Regions from separate parts of the Homo sapiens genome. Here region 1 is linked to region 2. The links are chromatin contacts, found by Hi-C or POLR2A ChIA-PET in ENCODE. All regions are on one chromosome and are shown on one strand. The core of a region is the stretch at or near the end of the contact, and the rest is flanking DNA. Distances in the headings are between cores, read along the strand shown.

The links. Hi-C counts contacts between places; a loop is a spot of excess contacts on that map. ChIA-PET counts read pairs that join two places held with the same protein, here RNA polymerase II (POLR2A). Pooled maps may share reads with other maps.
Region 1: a map of naive thymus-derived CD4-positive, alpha-beta T cell shows a loop between it and region 2 (17-fold over the local background). The contact joins the promoter of GPR63 here to the promoter of FBXL4 in region 2. A Hi-C loop is called at or near these places in 1 of 168 maps with a recorded cell type or tissue (naive thymus-derived CD4-positive, alpha-beta T cell) and 11 of 50 pooled maps. POLR2A ChIA-PET finds 5 or more read pairs at or near these places in 1 of 52 experiments (H1).

The regions. Positions count from the first base shown.
Region 1 is chr6:96,833,425-96,840,501 of GRCh38, reverse strand. GPR63 (G protein-coupled receptor 63) reads left to right here and starts at 3,025. Exons shown (of 2, transcript NM_030784.4): 1 at 3,025-3,234. RefSeq lists a silencer at 3,466-3,515.
Region 2 is chr6:98,944,013-98,951,460 of GRCh38, reverse strand. It overlaps FBXL4 (F-box and leucine rich repeat protein 4), which reads left to right and starts at 3,515. Exons shown (of 10, transcript NM_001278716.2): 1 at 3,515-3,655. RefSeq lists silencers at 3,094-3,388, 3,686-3,995 and enhancers at 3,121-3,632, 4,436-4,625.

The sequences.
Region 1 (7,077 bases), core at 1,776-4,275, 2.1 Mb after region 2:
TATTGTGATGTTCTGTAATTGTCTTATATCTTAGATAGTTATGTCTCTTTGAGGACAGTGACTACATTCTATGCTTTTGCTTCTATATCCTTCGAAATGTCTAGCAAAAGCACATGTGTGTTAGGGACATCACAGATACTAAAAAACAGCTATGTACCCTACACAAGTCAACCTTTGAGCTTTCATTTCTTTAGCTCTGAAATGAAAGGGATGTTTTAGGTTATTCTAAAGTCTCTTCCAGTTTATTAGTCTAAATTTCTATGATATATGAGGATTTCTATAAAATGCACAAATGAAGAAAAAAATACAAAACTTTTTTTTTTAGCAACTACTGTAAAAGAAAAGTTCTTGTGTGAGACAAAAAAAGCCTGAAATTTTTTGTCACTTTTTGGTAGGCAAAATAAACACCTTTTCAGAGAGAAAGATAACATCTTTCTCTCTGAAAAGATAAAGTTACTGAAGTTTAAAAACAAAGCTGGGCTCTTTGGCACTTGGATACTGAAATGTGATTATTCGTAGGCCACTTTTTTTTCCCCCAAGTTGAATATATATATATATATCAGGGAATTTCCATGAGCTCTTATCAAATTAAATTGATTGCATAACTAAAAAGGCCTAACAATGAATGTGGGCTTGAGGTACATGGAGGCAGGTTTATAATTTAGGGAAAAATAATTGAATACAATCATGGTTTATATATTGTTTGTTTGCAGGTGGTTTGTGAAATGTCACAAATGTCACTCAGGATCTTCTCAGTGGCTCTGAGGCCAAAGGATGTGGCTGGTTGGCTCAATTACTAGCACCTCCATGACCCATCAGCATTCTCATTCTTCTGATCCTGAGACTGTTGGTAAAGGAGCAGAGAGGTGGTCAGTCCCCTTGGTGACAGTGGTGGTGATGTGTGTATACTGGGGAATGGGGATTGTAGTGGGCATTTATAGTCTTTATCTACTCAACATTCTTTTGCCTTCTTTATTAACAACACTTTAATTTTCCTTTGGGAAACCTCTTTCTTTCTACTCGGTCCCTGTGGTTTGGGTATATATGAAGGGTACATACAATTATTTCCCTTGACCTTTTTGTAGATAAAGGCAAATAACCCCAGCCTGGCAGTGTGCATTCCATCCCATAGTTACAATGGTTAGTTCAGAGATGAACGCAGGATCCACGTGGGTCTGGTGAGACATTCTTCAGCTTGCTTTCTTTCTGATGCGACTAATTGCTAAGGAGGTTGGATGTTAAGACTGGAGATGTAGGTCTTCCCTCTGTTTAGAGAAATAAAACCAGTGCAGTGAAAGCACAATGAAGACAGGGAGAGAAATTGAGTCCTGATGCTCTTTGAGTATCTGGAGTAAAAAGGATTTCTAAGAACGTGTGTGTGTGTGTGTGTGTGTGTGTGTGTGTGCGCGCGCCAGTTCTACTTATGGGATTTATAAACATATGAACCAATAAATTCCAATGCCCTTTGCTGCAGGTTTTGCTAACTCAGTTTGAGTTGTGTGCTGGCCACATCCAACTATCCTGACTTCACTTTTGCTCGCTGATAATCTCCTTTCCCATCTTAAAAGTTTGGTCCAGGCAAGACCATGTCTCCTGCTTTTATTGAGCCCAGGGCTTATTTCGTCTCCATCTGGTTACAGAAGTTTCTTCAACCTTTTGTATAGTCTCCTCTTGCCTTATTCTTCTACAAGTTCAACACAAGTGCTTCTTTCACAGCTGTAGGTGGCAGGAGGCAAAGAACTGAGATGTTCTGGTTCAGTCTCAGGGTAGTGATATGCAAGTGCCTTTGTGTGAATGAGGAAATGCCACTCTCTCCGAGCTTGGTGCTAGGACTGGTGCTCTGGAACCCAGGCTAGATCTTAACTCCAAATTGCCTGCCCACCTCCTCAGACAGAGGACACAGTGCAGAGTACAAACTGCACAACACTATACTGAAGTCCCATAGGTCCAAGAAGCAAGGGTTGGAACTATGAGGTAGAAAAACAAGTCCGTGGACAGTAGCAACCCTCTGCTGCTCATGCCCACTGCTGCTGTGGTCTCTTCCTAGGGTGACGATAGCTGCTGATGCTGGGAGCCTCCTGGGCATCACCACCTGAGGCTGTGGCCTCAGTAATGATCACATATGTTGATAATAGCTGAAAATATCACTTGTCACTGAAAGCAGCATTTTCCACTGTCTCAAGATGATACTTTTTCTGGGGGGTCTTCCTGAGTTGTTTGGCATCTTTACAGCCCATGTGTTGATGAAAGTGAATCGTTTTAGAAATCCAGTGGGAGGCCAGCTGGGGATTGGCCATTGGAAGAGAACAGAGCACCGGGTAAAGGAGGATACCTGGCAATTCTCCCATGCCACACATCAGGGACACCTTCAAGCATTGGTCTAGGGGCCCCAGCTGGCTTTTAGTTATTTCAGTCTTCTGGACGCCTGCGTGAGACCCTCATCATTGTGTTGGAAATGAGGAAGAATAACCAAAGAAGAAACGCGAGTAGCCTCGGGGAACGCAAATCCACTGGGCAGTAGCCACTGGAGGTGCACTCTGGGGGCCCGTGGGAGCGGGAAACCAGGACCCTAAAAGGACTGCCAGGGATTAGGGGCGGGGCGACCGTCTGGGAGCGAGGCGCGGGGTGCAGGGCGCAGGCCAACGACGAGGGTTGCCCCAGTGCCGGGTGGGCGCACTTGCGGTACCCTCGATGCCTTTGCCCAGGCGGAGGAACGATGCGACCTGAGCATAGAGGGGTTCAGGGCAGGGAGCGGTCGAAAGGGGCCGGCGATCCGCCCTGGGGCAGCTCGGGCGTGGCCTCCAGGGATCTCTCCGTCTCTACTTGCCTCCTCCCTCTTTACTTGCCTCCTCCCTCTTTACTTGCCCCCTCCCTTTTTACTTGCCTCCTCCCTCTTTCTCTTCTCTCACTCACCTCCCGGTCTAAAACCGGGGCCGGCGCCTTTAAGAGGGAGCGTTGGTTACCCTGGGGGCGGGAACCCCTCGGCGGCTCGCGAGGCGGCGGCGCTCGTCCGCGATGCTCCTCACTTTCAGCTCCAGCTCCCGCCACCGCCGCCTGTATCGCCGCCGCCGCCACCACCTCCTCTTCGTTGTCCTCCTTCCTCCTCCGCCTGGCAGCGTTGTTCTCTGCAGCGGAGGAGAGAAGTGCTATGTCAGGAAAGTTCCGGGAGGGACTACATGGAGCCATGCTCCCTGGGCTCTTCCGCGGGCGCCCGCGCGCTGCCCTTCGCTTGAGGTGAGGTGAGGCTCGGGATCCCCGGCCCGCGATCCCCGGCCCGCGGGACAGGTAGCCGCTCGGGGCGGGGAGCGCTTGCATCCGCTGCGCTGGGCAGGGCGAGCAGTTTGGCGGAGTGCGGGGAGGAATGAGGCTGGAGAGACCGAAGTTGTGCCGGAGAAGCTTGGGTTTTCGGGAGGGTTTTTGCAGCTGGACTGGAGTTATTTCGGTCGGCGCCACACGGTGGGGACCCGGCGGGGACTCGGTTTCTCCCGGGCCGCCCGCCCCCCTCCCCTGCCCGTCTGAGCGGTTAGGCCTTCTAGGAAAACGGTCGGCTGCAGAGGGGCACCCCATGCCGGCTCCTTTCCTGCTGGGCTGTTCTGGTTGAGAATTCAGTGCTGGGAGTGAGAGGAAGGAGATGAGCTCCACTTGAACTTTTACACGGTGGTCTCGCTGCTTGAGGGCTGAAATTTACCTTGTTTGCGAGAGCGAAAGGTCCTTTCGCGCTCCAACAGTTAAGAGAGGTTCCCTCTTCCATGTGGTTCAGCTTGCGGCGCTGTGTGTTGCATCCTTGGCCGGTTTTCAACGTCGCCCTGATTTCAGTCTTTTCTCCTCTGCCCCTTTTCGGAAACATTCTTCTTTTTAATAATAAAATATGTTGTGGAGGCTCAGAGTGCTTAAAAAAAAAATCCAACAACATATCTTTATGAAAATTTCCCCCAGGGCTTGCCCAAATTTTCAAAGAGATCGTTTAGTCTTGGATGAGACTGAGTCTCGACACTTAGGGAATACAGGCATCCCTATAGTAGCATGCAGGTTTTTAGTGAGGTAGGATGAAGTTTAAACCATATGTTTTTAAAATAGGATTTCTCTTTGTTTATTGGGTGAGCTTGTTTTTCATTATGTCTTAGATTAAGAAGCCTTCAACCAGTTCTAGGAGTAGTGTTTCTAAGAATCATGGATAAAAACCTCATGTTTCTTGCATAAGCTGATACTGCTTCAGACATTCTAATCCATTGACGAGGTATGTAATACGTGTTTCATTTAATGAAACCTAACATAAAAGTACATTTATTGCAGACGTGGATAAGTTTTTTTTCCCACGTGTCCCGTGGGTAAAGGAAGCCCCATTTTCTCACACCCCTAGGTCTCTGCCACACCTCTATTCCTGTTTGCCTTATTCACTCACATTGCCAACTACAAATCTAAGGTGCTGATGAAAAGTCCCTATATTTTGTAAAATGTTGCATAGCCAAAATTTTAGTGACATAATTGATTACATCAATTATGAGCATTCAGATCATTTTGAACAATAAAAACAGAATGTGGGAGCTTATTTAAATAAAAGAGTGCCTTGACGTATTTCTGGTATATGCGTTACGTACAATTTTGTGTGTGAAAAGTATACTACCAAGGCAGACGGGATAGTGTAGGAAACATATTGTTTGTAATGGGAAGTTTTCGAAGAAAATCATCCCAGAATAACCAGTAATACTGTAAAATTTTGTTTGGGATATAGATTTTTATCTCTAAGTACAGTTTTGTCACTTTGCTGTAAAGTATACCAGTACCGAAACTCAAAAAAAGAACCCACCATCTCAAGCATTTTCTGAAAATTTCAGCAAGCTGAACATTCTTGGAGAAAAATTTGCTTAGGAAAAATAAACATAACTAAAACCCCTATGTAGTTACTGTTTTACCTTAAGTTTGCTGGACTGCAAGCAAGAAAGTAAGAATTTAGTGTTCCTAAGTGGATGTGACTTAGTTCCTAGAGTTACTTGAGCACCTTGAGATTTTGTTTATGGTTTATTTAATTTGGGTTGATTGTTTTGTGAATGAGTATTTTGGAAATGATACACACAGAGGTGGATTTGTATATGTATATATCCATATCACACATATATCTATATTTATGTATCCATACTATATATAGTATAACTATATATACCATATCTGTATATGCTATTGAGTATATAAAAAACATGAAAACCATTTAGGGACCTAATAATACATGTGCACCAGGAACAGTAGGTCTAAAATATCAGCTAAAAATAGTTATTGCTAGGGCTTGTCATCTTTTCAGCATTTTAGTCAATATCAGTTAAGTTAAAAAGCACTGGTTTTCAGTATGTTCTCGAACTCTTAACAAGGCTTGGATCAGGGAACCATATCCTAACCACATTTATCTATTCAAATGGATTGAATTACCCTGCCAATGGATAATTGAACCAGGCATTTCTTAAGCTTCAATAGGCAAATTCTAGGTAAAATTTAGTTTGTCAATATAGTGTTTTCTTCTTTTAATACTTCAAAAATAACCTTTAGGACATTCTTCATAGATCTGGGATTTAGAGAGTAGACCTCAAAGGCATGAGAGGCAAACCTTGGGGAAGTTCTGGTACTCCAATTTGTGAAATGATGTCTTAAGCACTTGATTTGAGAGAGGGACCCATTAATGCTTGGAAAAACAATATGTATAAATACAGTGCTCCAGTTACTACAAGCAAAACTATTTCATTCACCTTTGTTATGTTTGTTACCACATTTCACAGCTGAAGCTGCTATATTTCAGCTTATGTATGAAAATTAGAAATGAAATGAAGTAATCTGTTAGGCGGTTTTTTTTTCTTTAATTTGCTAGCTGTTTACCAGAAATGTGTTTATATTTGCTGCAAATCACCTTTACTTTGTTGCAGGTGGCACTTTTTCCTTTTTTTTTTTGCAACTATGACATATGTATATTTAGGATGAGTTCTTAGTGTTTCCTTGAAGACACATGAATGAGTTTCACAGAGTTTATGTTGCATTTCTTCAACTTTCAAAACACAACATTTGAGATGTTTGACTACCAGCCTGAGATCATAGATCTTAAGAGCTGATGTGATCCTGGTCAGTTATAGTTTCAATTTCCGGGGAATTTTCTGTTTAAGGTTAGATGTGCCCTCAATTTGAACTAGATGATCCACAAAATTGGTACTTTTGCAACCACAAAACATGAGAACATTCCAAATGATTTGAAGTGTGGGCAGCCCAACATGCTTTAGGATTTGGTTGGCTTGAGGCGGTATGCCATGCTTGTAAAAATGGTTTCTGAAGCTGACAGCAAGCTGTTTCAGGCTTTAAGTTTGACACATAGGATAAAATGCATTCTAGCCTCTGCACCAGTAAATATGGACAAGATTTGTATCCACTTCTGTTTGTATGACAGAAGATTCAGAAAACTCAAGCGTGAAACTCTAGCTTAATACACAGGAAAGCTCATTCATGTTCATTATAAACATAATGAAGAGTTAGAAAAGTTGGATTTTAACACAGCTCTCGGGTCTTGGGGAATAGATGGTATATTTGCAGGTATGGGGGCAATCTAGTGGTCACCTATTGAAATTAATAATAGGGTTATTATTATCAGCATTTCCTTTGAGTGATATGCTAAAGAATTACATCTTCCCAGATACAATTTAGAAAAACCCCCAGCCAGATACTGTACCAATCACCTGGCATATATATTAATTGATTCTTAGATCATTTTCAAATTCTTAACATCATTTTCAATTTAAACCTTTATGTGTTATTATAGTTATAAGCTTTACATACCTTTTAGGGTTTTTGAGCAAAGCTTCTTGGTTAACTTCTTTCTCTCAATTGACTTAGCTCAGTCTATGTTATTAAAGCATTTGAAAAATATTTTAGGCAAATTCTTTTCTGTGGAAACTTCTAAGGATCTTCCTTGGGGAGGCTGGTGCAGAAGGGACATGATTCTGTATTCTAGCTGTTACCTTTCTCCTAAAATGAGGCATCTTTACATCTTCCTACTTTATACAATATAAAACAAAACAAAAACAAATGCGTAGGTAACTTTAGAGA
Region 2 (7,448 bases), core at 2,266-4,765:
CAATAGATACAGAAAAACATTTGACACAATTCGTTATTTTTCTCTGATAAAAGCTCAATGAATTAGGTATAAAAGGAATGTACTTCAGTACAATAAAGGCCATATATGACAAGTCCCCAACAGCTAATACACTGAATAGACAAAAGTTGAATGCTTTTCCTCTAAGAACCAGAACAAGACAAGGATGCCCGCTTTCTCACTTCTATTCAACATAGTACTGGCAATCCTAGCTAGAGCAGTTAGGTAAGAAAAAAATAAGGCATCTAAATTGTATAGAAGTTAAACGGTCCTTGTTTGCAGATGATATGACCTTATATATATAGAAAAACCTAAAGACTTTACTAAAAAAAACTGTTATAATAAATTTAGTAAGTTTGCAGGATGTAAAATCAACATACAAAAATCAGTAGCATTTCTATACACAGAAAGCACACTATTTGAAAAAGACATCAAGAAAACAATTCCACTTACAATGACTACAAAAACAACCCATAAAATAAAATACTTAGGAATAAATTTAACCAAGGAGGTGAAAGATCTGTACACTCAAACTATAAAACCTTGATGAAAGAAATTAGAGAAGATGCAAAAAATGGAAAGATATTCTGTGTTTATGGATTGGAGGAATAGTTAAAATGTCCATACCTACCCAAAGCAATCTACATATTCAATGCAGTCTCTAACAATATATCAATGATGTTCTTCCCAGAAATAGAAAAAAAAATCCTAAAATTTGTATGGAACCACAGAAAATCCTGGATAGAGAAAACAATGTTGAGCAAAAAGAATAAAGCTGAAGTCATCACAATACGTCACTTCAAAATATATTACAAAGCTATAGCAATCGAAACAGCATGGTAGTGGCATAAAAACAGACACATTAACTAATGGAACAGAATATAGAGGCCAGAAATAAAGCCACACATCTATGGTCAATTGCTTTTTTTACAAAAGGTGCCAAGAACACACAATGGAGAAAGGACAGTCTGTTCAACAGTGTTGGCAAAAACTAATGTCCACACGCAGAAAAATGAAATTAGAACCTTATCTCTCACCATATAGAAAAGTCAAGTCAAAATGGATTAAAGGCTTAAATTTAAGACCCAAAACTATGAAACTTCTAGAAGAAAGCATAGGGAAAAGTCTCCATGACATAAGTCTGGGCAAGATCTTATCTTTTTGGTTAAGATCTGAAACACATAGGCAACAAAAGTGAAAATAGACAAATGGGATAACATCAAGCTTAAAAGCTTCTGCATAGCAAAGGAAACAATCAAGTGAAGAGACAACCCACAGAATGGGAGAAAATATTTGCAAACTATTTATTTAACAAGGGATTAATAACCAGAATATTTTATATAAGGAGCTCAAACAACTCAATAGGAAAGCAAAAACAAAAACAAAAACAAAAACAAATAATCCAATTAAAAAATGGGCAGAAGATCTGAACAGGCATTTCTCAAAAGAAGACATACAAATGGCCAACTGGTATATGAAAAAATGCTCCTTATCACTAATCATCAGATAAATGCAAATCAAAACAATGAGATATCTCACCCCAGTGAGAATGGCTTTTATCAAAAAAAAAAAAAAAAAAAAAAAGCCAGGAACAAAAGATACTGGTGAGAATGTGGAGAAAGGGGAACCCGTGTGCACTGTTGGCAGGAATGAATATTACTAGAGCCACTGTGAAAAACTGTTTGAAGATTCTTCAAAAAACTAAAAATAGAACTACTATATGATTCAGCAATTCTACTATTGGGTATAGATCCAACAGAAAGGAAATACATATATCAAAGAGATATCTGCACTTCTATGTTTATTGCAGCACTATTTACAATAGCCAAGATTTAGAATTGACCTAAGTGTCCGCGCAACAGATGAATGGATAAAGAAAATGGGGTACATATACACAATAGAATATTATTCAGCCATAAAACCCTCCACAAAATCCTTTTATTTGCAACAAACATGGATAGAACTGGAGGTCATTATGATGAGTGAAATAAGCCAAGCACAGAAAGGCAAATAATGCATGTTCTCACTCATATGTGGGAGTTCAGAAAGTGGATCTCAGAGACTGAGAAGTATTGGGGGGGTGGGCCATGGGGGAGCAAGGGGAGGTAAACATACACTTAGAAGAAACATACACTTAGAAGAAATAAGACCCGGTGTTCCATAGATCAGTAGGGTGACTACAGCTAACATTTATCAATAGTACATGTCAAAATAGCCAGAAGAGAACAATTTGAATGTTCCTAGCACAAAGAAAAGATAAATATTTAAGGGGATGAGTAACCCAGTTATGCTGATTTGATTACAGAAATGAATCAAATTATCACATATACCCTGAAAATATGTACAGCTATTATGCATCAAAAAGTTGAAGAAAATAAAAATTTTAATTTTTTTGTATACAATGTATATTGCATATCATATATTGATTCTGTTCATATATAAGTAAATATCCTTACTGGTTTGCCTCATTGGAGCATTCAGACAGCAAATAATGTGTAGTTCAACATTTTATTAAATATTTTCCATCTTAGTGGATATTTTGTAACAAGATAAATATGATGCAAACTAAAAAAAGTGCCAAGGGCGGGCGCGGTGGCTCACGGCTGTAATCCCAGCACTTTAGGAGGCTGAGGCAGGTGGATCACAAGGTCAGGAGATCAAGACCATCCTAGCCAATATGGTGAAACCCCGTCTCTACTAAAAATACAAAATATTAGCTTGGCGCCCTTGTAGTCCCAGCTACTCGGGAGGCTGAGGCAGGAGAATCGCTTGAACCTGGGAGGTGGAGGTTGCAGTGAGCCGAGATCGCGCCACTGCACTCCAGCCTGGCGACAGAGCGAGACTCCGTCTCAAAAAATACATAAATAAATAAATAAAGTGCCATACTGAATCTACCAAAAATAAATCAAAATGAGTAAGAGAGGCTGCCAGACCATCTTCTTCATCAGAGGTAATGGTCAGAGGCTTCTGAACGTTGGTATGGAAATGAGCCTGCAGGCAGGATTTGTATGCAGGGAAGAGGAGGTTTGTAAACTAGGTGAATTATACCTTCAGAGTGCATATAATGTATATTATACTTTTCCTCTACGTATGCGTACCAGCCGTATTACCTATGTATCATCTGATCCACCAAGTCTGGACTGAAGAAGTCCTTGTAGGACCACACTACACATGGCGAGCCGGTACTCGGAAGGGATTATTCCGAAGAGGATTTGTAGACACTACCCGCTGTGTATGACCTAGGCCCTTTACACGGGCACCACTGGAGCTAGGAAGCCAGCAGAAAGCTCCTCCCCCTGGCCTGGGAGCGGGCTGTCCGTAGGACCCAGAGCACCTCCCATGGGAGAAACGCCCGGCTTTGCTTCTGGCCCCGCCCCGCCTCCCTCCAGGCCCCGCCCCGCCTCCCCGGCCCCGCCCCAACCCCGCGGCCCCGCCCCTCCTCCCCGGCTCCGCCCCGCCTCCCCGGGCCCGCCGCTCCTCGCGGCCTCCGCGTCTTCCTTCCGGGTCGCGCTAGGCCGGGCTTGCGGCGGTTGTGCCGCATCTAGAGAGTCGGGGAGCCGCCCCCGCACCCAGGCCTTCTCGCGCTGCCTGGTCGCTGGTGAAGCCCGCGGCGCGCGCCTCTCCCGGACCCTGCAGGGTACGGCCCTTCCTTTACTTCTCCCTCCCGTGGGTCTCTGTCTTCTTCCTTTGGCGCCGGGGCGGGGCCGGGGCCGAGCCAGCGCGCAGCTCCGCGCTTTGGGGAGTCTGGACGCCTGGCAGAGGCCCCCGCTGCCCGCCCCTCCCCGCCCGCGGCCCCGCGCCCCCGCGCCTCCGCTTCACGCTTGCGGGGCTTGCTGGGGCCCTTGAGAACTGCTGACGTGCCTCGGGCTCTTTCTACGCTACAGTCTGCCTGCAGGCTGTGAGGCGTCGTTCGGACGTGTGCGCGGCTCAGGGTTGTTTACACCGCGGGGGACTGCGGGTCGCCCCACACCCGCGCTCAGTGCTGCGCCGGCAGCCACGCGTCGGCCACATGCCCGCCTGTGCTTGTGATTCCTGTGCCTGCTGCCTTGATTTCCCTCTGACATCCGATGGTTTTTGCCTAACCAGGCCTGTTTTCTTTCTTCAGGACTGCTACAGGGTGCCCAGCTACAACCTTGTTTCTGTGTTTAGGTTTAGGGGTGCCCCTAGAGTGTGATGATGACCATCTACTTGGCCTCCTTGTCGACATATTTATAACGGGTGGTTTTGGATTTCCTTGATTTCCCAGTAATCATTGCCACAAACCTTCGAGATGCATTCACAGATTGAAATACAGTATACAAATAACTATTATAGAAGGTGAAGATGGTATAAGCCTGTGGTCAGGTAGTTGCGTTGGCAGGATGCCCGTCTGGCTTTGTGCTCCGGAGGGCACATTACCACCAGGTGCAGGGATCTCTGCTTGCTTTGGTCTGTTCACAGACACAAGCTGCCTTTTCTGGTTCTTGCGTGCACTCCTTGGTTTCTTAAGTTCAGCTATAGGTATATATTTTTTTCTTTCAGGCTCACTTCCTGCCTCCATTATCCTGTACCGCATATTGTATCTGTTGGTTGAGTAGAGAGAGATTCATCCAGAGTCATCAGCGCTCCAATAGTCCTTTATCAGATTAAGGACTTGAGGGAAATGTGCATTATGCTTTAGTAGGCACTCTAAAAGTTCCTTGAATTGGATTCTTCTTTCCATACTTATGTTCTGAGTACTAACTTTGTTTTAAACTTCTGCGCCAAAAGTTGGCTTTTCTGAACTCTGCATTTTCAAACTCTTCCCTTCTGTTATTTGAAAATCAGATAAGTCAACTCATTGTAAGATGGATAATTTCTTTACTCACGCCGTGATGAAATAATGCGATTATAGTACTCTGTACAATGGTACATATGGTACTTGCACATATGGTCAGTTAACAAAAACTGCCCCTTCTTTCTTTACTGTGTTAGTCTCATCCTCTTAATGTTGCTGCGGTTAACATTCTCGATCTTAACTTCGCGGATCTAACACAGTGTCCTTTAAAAAAGGCCTTTATCTACATGAATTGTATATAAATATCCACCTCCGTTTTCTTCTAGTATTGTTAATGATCTTATTTATATTTAATGTGAGATAAGAAGGCTCTAACTTTATAATTTTGTTAGTGACTCCATCATCATTTGTTGGAATTCTATTTTTCCCTGCTGATCAGTCCTATAAATACCATAGGCCCTAAATTCCCGTGTATTCTTGGGACTTTCTGAACGGTCTAGTATTCTTTGGCTCCCTGTGGTGATCCTGGCTTCTGTGATGCTCTTATTGCTCTAGGTTTATAATGTGTTTTAATATCTAGGGATTTGAACGATGCCTGGCATATTGTAGACATCACTAAATATTTTTGAAATGAACACATTTAGTGGGGGCAAGTTGATTCCCTTTCTTTACCTCTTGCCTCCCTCCCCCCTTTAAAATTTTCCTGCCAGTTATTGAGATTCATTTATTTTAGCTTGCTTTTTCCATGGTCAGTTGAATCATTAACTGTTAGTAAATAAATCCCTTCTGTTGCTCATTCAGAACTTGCGACTAGAGTTGCTCCTTACAGTTACATAGAGAAGCAGCCTGATTAAAAATCTGCATGCCTTTTGACTTTGCACCGTGTCATAGTAACTGTAGTGTGTCTCTCCCCATCACCTGTGATTTAGGATGTTCTGTACCTGGTTTCTAAGAGAAAAATGGTTATCTAAGAGATAAATGGCTGTAGAAGTGTTCCCTGGGATATGAGGAAGATATCCTCATATCCATTTGTATTTTACCATCACAACTGGATATCTAAAATATAATAAATTTTACACTGGACACTTAAAACTTTATTAGCCCATGAAATAAATGTATGCATTCTTTAAAAAAGATCAAGCAATACAGAAATCCTTAAAGGAGGAAGTGAAAGTGCTGTGTGCCCACCTACCCAGTAACCTTGTTCCATAAAGATGATCACTGCTTGCAGATTTTAAAAATAAATATATTTAAGTCTACTTTTGTTTCATAAATGGCAGTGTACCATCTATAATTTTCTATAGCTTCCACTTAATAATAATTGATAAACATCCTTCTGTGTCAGTGCATATAATAGTATCTTGTCTTTTTTGTAAGTCTTTTGGTATTTCATTGTAGGAATAACCCAAAAGTTATTTAGCCAGTCCCCTGTTGGCATTATTCCAAATTTATTACAAACAGAACTGCAAGGATCATTTTTGTGTTTATTCTGTATACTGTCATGTTTGCATGTTAGTTCATTTCCTAAGATATGGAATTGCTAGGTCAGAGGCTACACATAAGTGTTAAATTATGAGAGATTCTGCCAAAGTGCTCCTCAAAAGTTGTTGGTAAGAGTAAATTTATACAATTTGTTAAAATATTGCTTTTGCCATATCACATTGCCAAGAATTGTCAAGGATCTGAGATCATACCCTACTTGCAAGCTAACAGTTTCATGGAAACTGGCAGAAAATATGAGACTCCTGACTCAGAGACAAAGCACAACAGGAACGGTAGCCAGAGGATCATCTTATGCTGATTTGCTGGAACCCTGATTTCCACAGGGTGATGTGATAAGAGCCCAGTGACACTAGCAGATGAAGTAGGTTATGTTACAGGAGAGGAGTCCTTAGTTTAGGGAACCTGAATCTTTCATAGTGGGCTGCAAATAAAGCTGTCTGATCTTTGCCAGAGAGGGAGACATTATCTTTATTTTCCCACATGGTAAACAAACCTGCCCTCTGTACCAGAGGGAGACATCTCTTTATCTGCCAAGGCTATTTGCTATATAAACACCACTGAAAAGATAAAAAATAAAGGCCGTCAGTGCCTCTACTTATATGATATGCAGAAACTTGAGAGGCCTGCTAAGATGAAATGATTATTTTTTATATTTAGTAATTTTATGGATGAAAAATGCTATTTTATTGTTTTAGTATTGCATTTCTTTGCTTATTGATGAGGTTGACTATCTGTATGTTTGTTGGTCATTTGTATTCGTTTTTACTTGCATGATCATATCCCTTGCTTAGGTTTCTGTTGAAATGTTCCTCTTTTCTAATTGATTTGTAATAGCTCTTTACATATTGTGGCTATTAATGATTTGGTTCACCATTTGCTAGTATTTTCTCATAGTCTATTCTTTAGTGTTTCTTGGGGCTTTTGCTTTATAAAAATCTTTAATATTTATGTTGCCAGTTCTGCTGTTGTTTTCCTTTACGGCCTCTGGGTTTCCACCGGAAGATTATTAAAATACTCTTTGTACACATTCTGTTATCATAGATATAGATTTTTAAAAATGGTTGCTATGGCATACTATTACAAATTTATTTTTCCAAATTGCTGGACATTTTCCTAAAACATTTATTTTGATAAACTGTCCTTTCCCTGTTATTTGATTTGACACATTTGT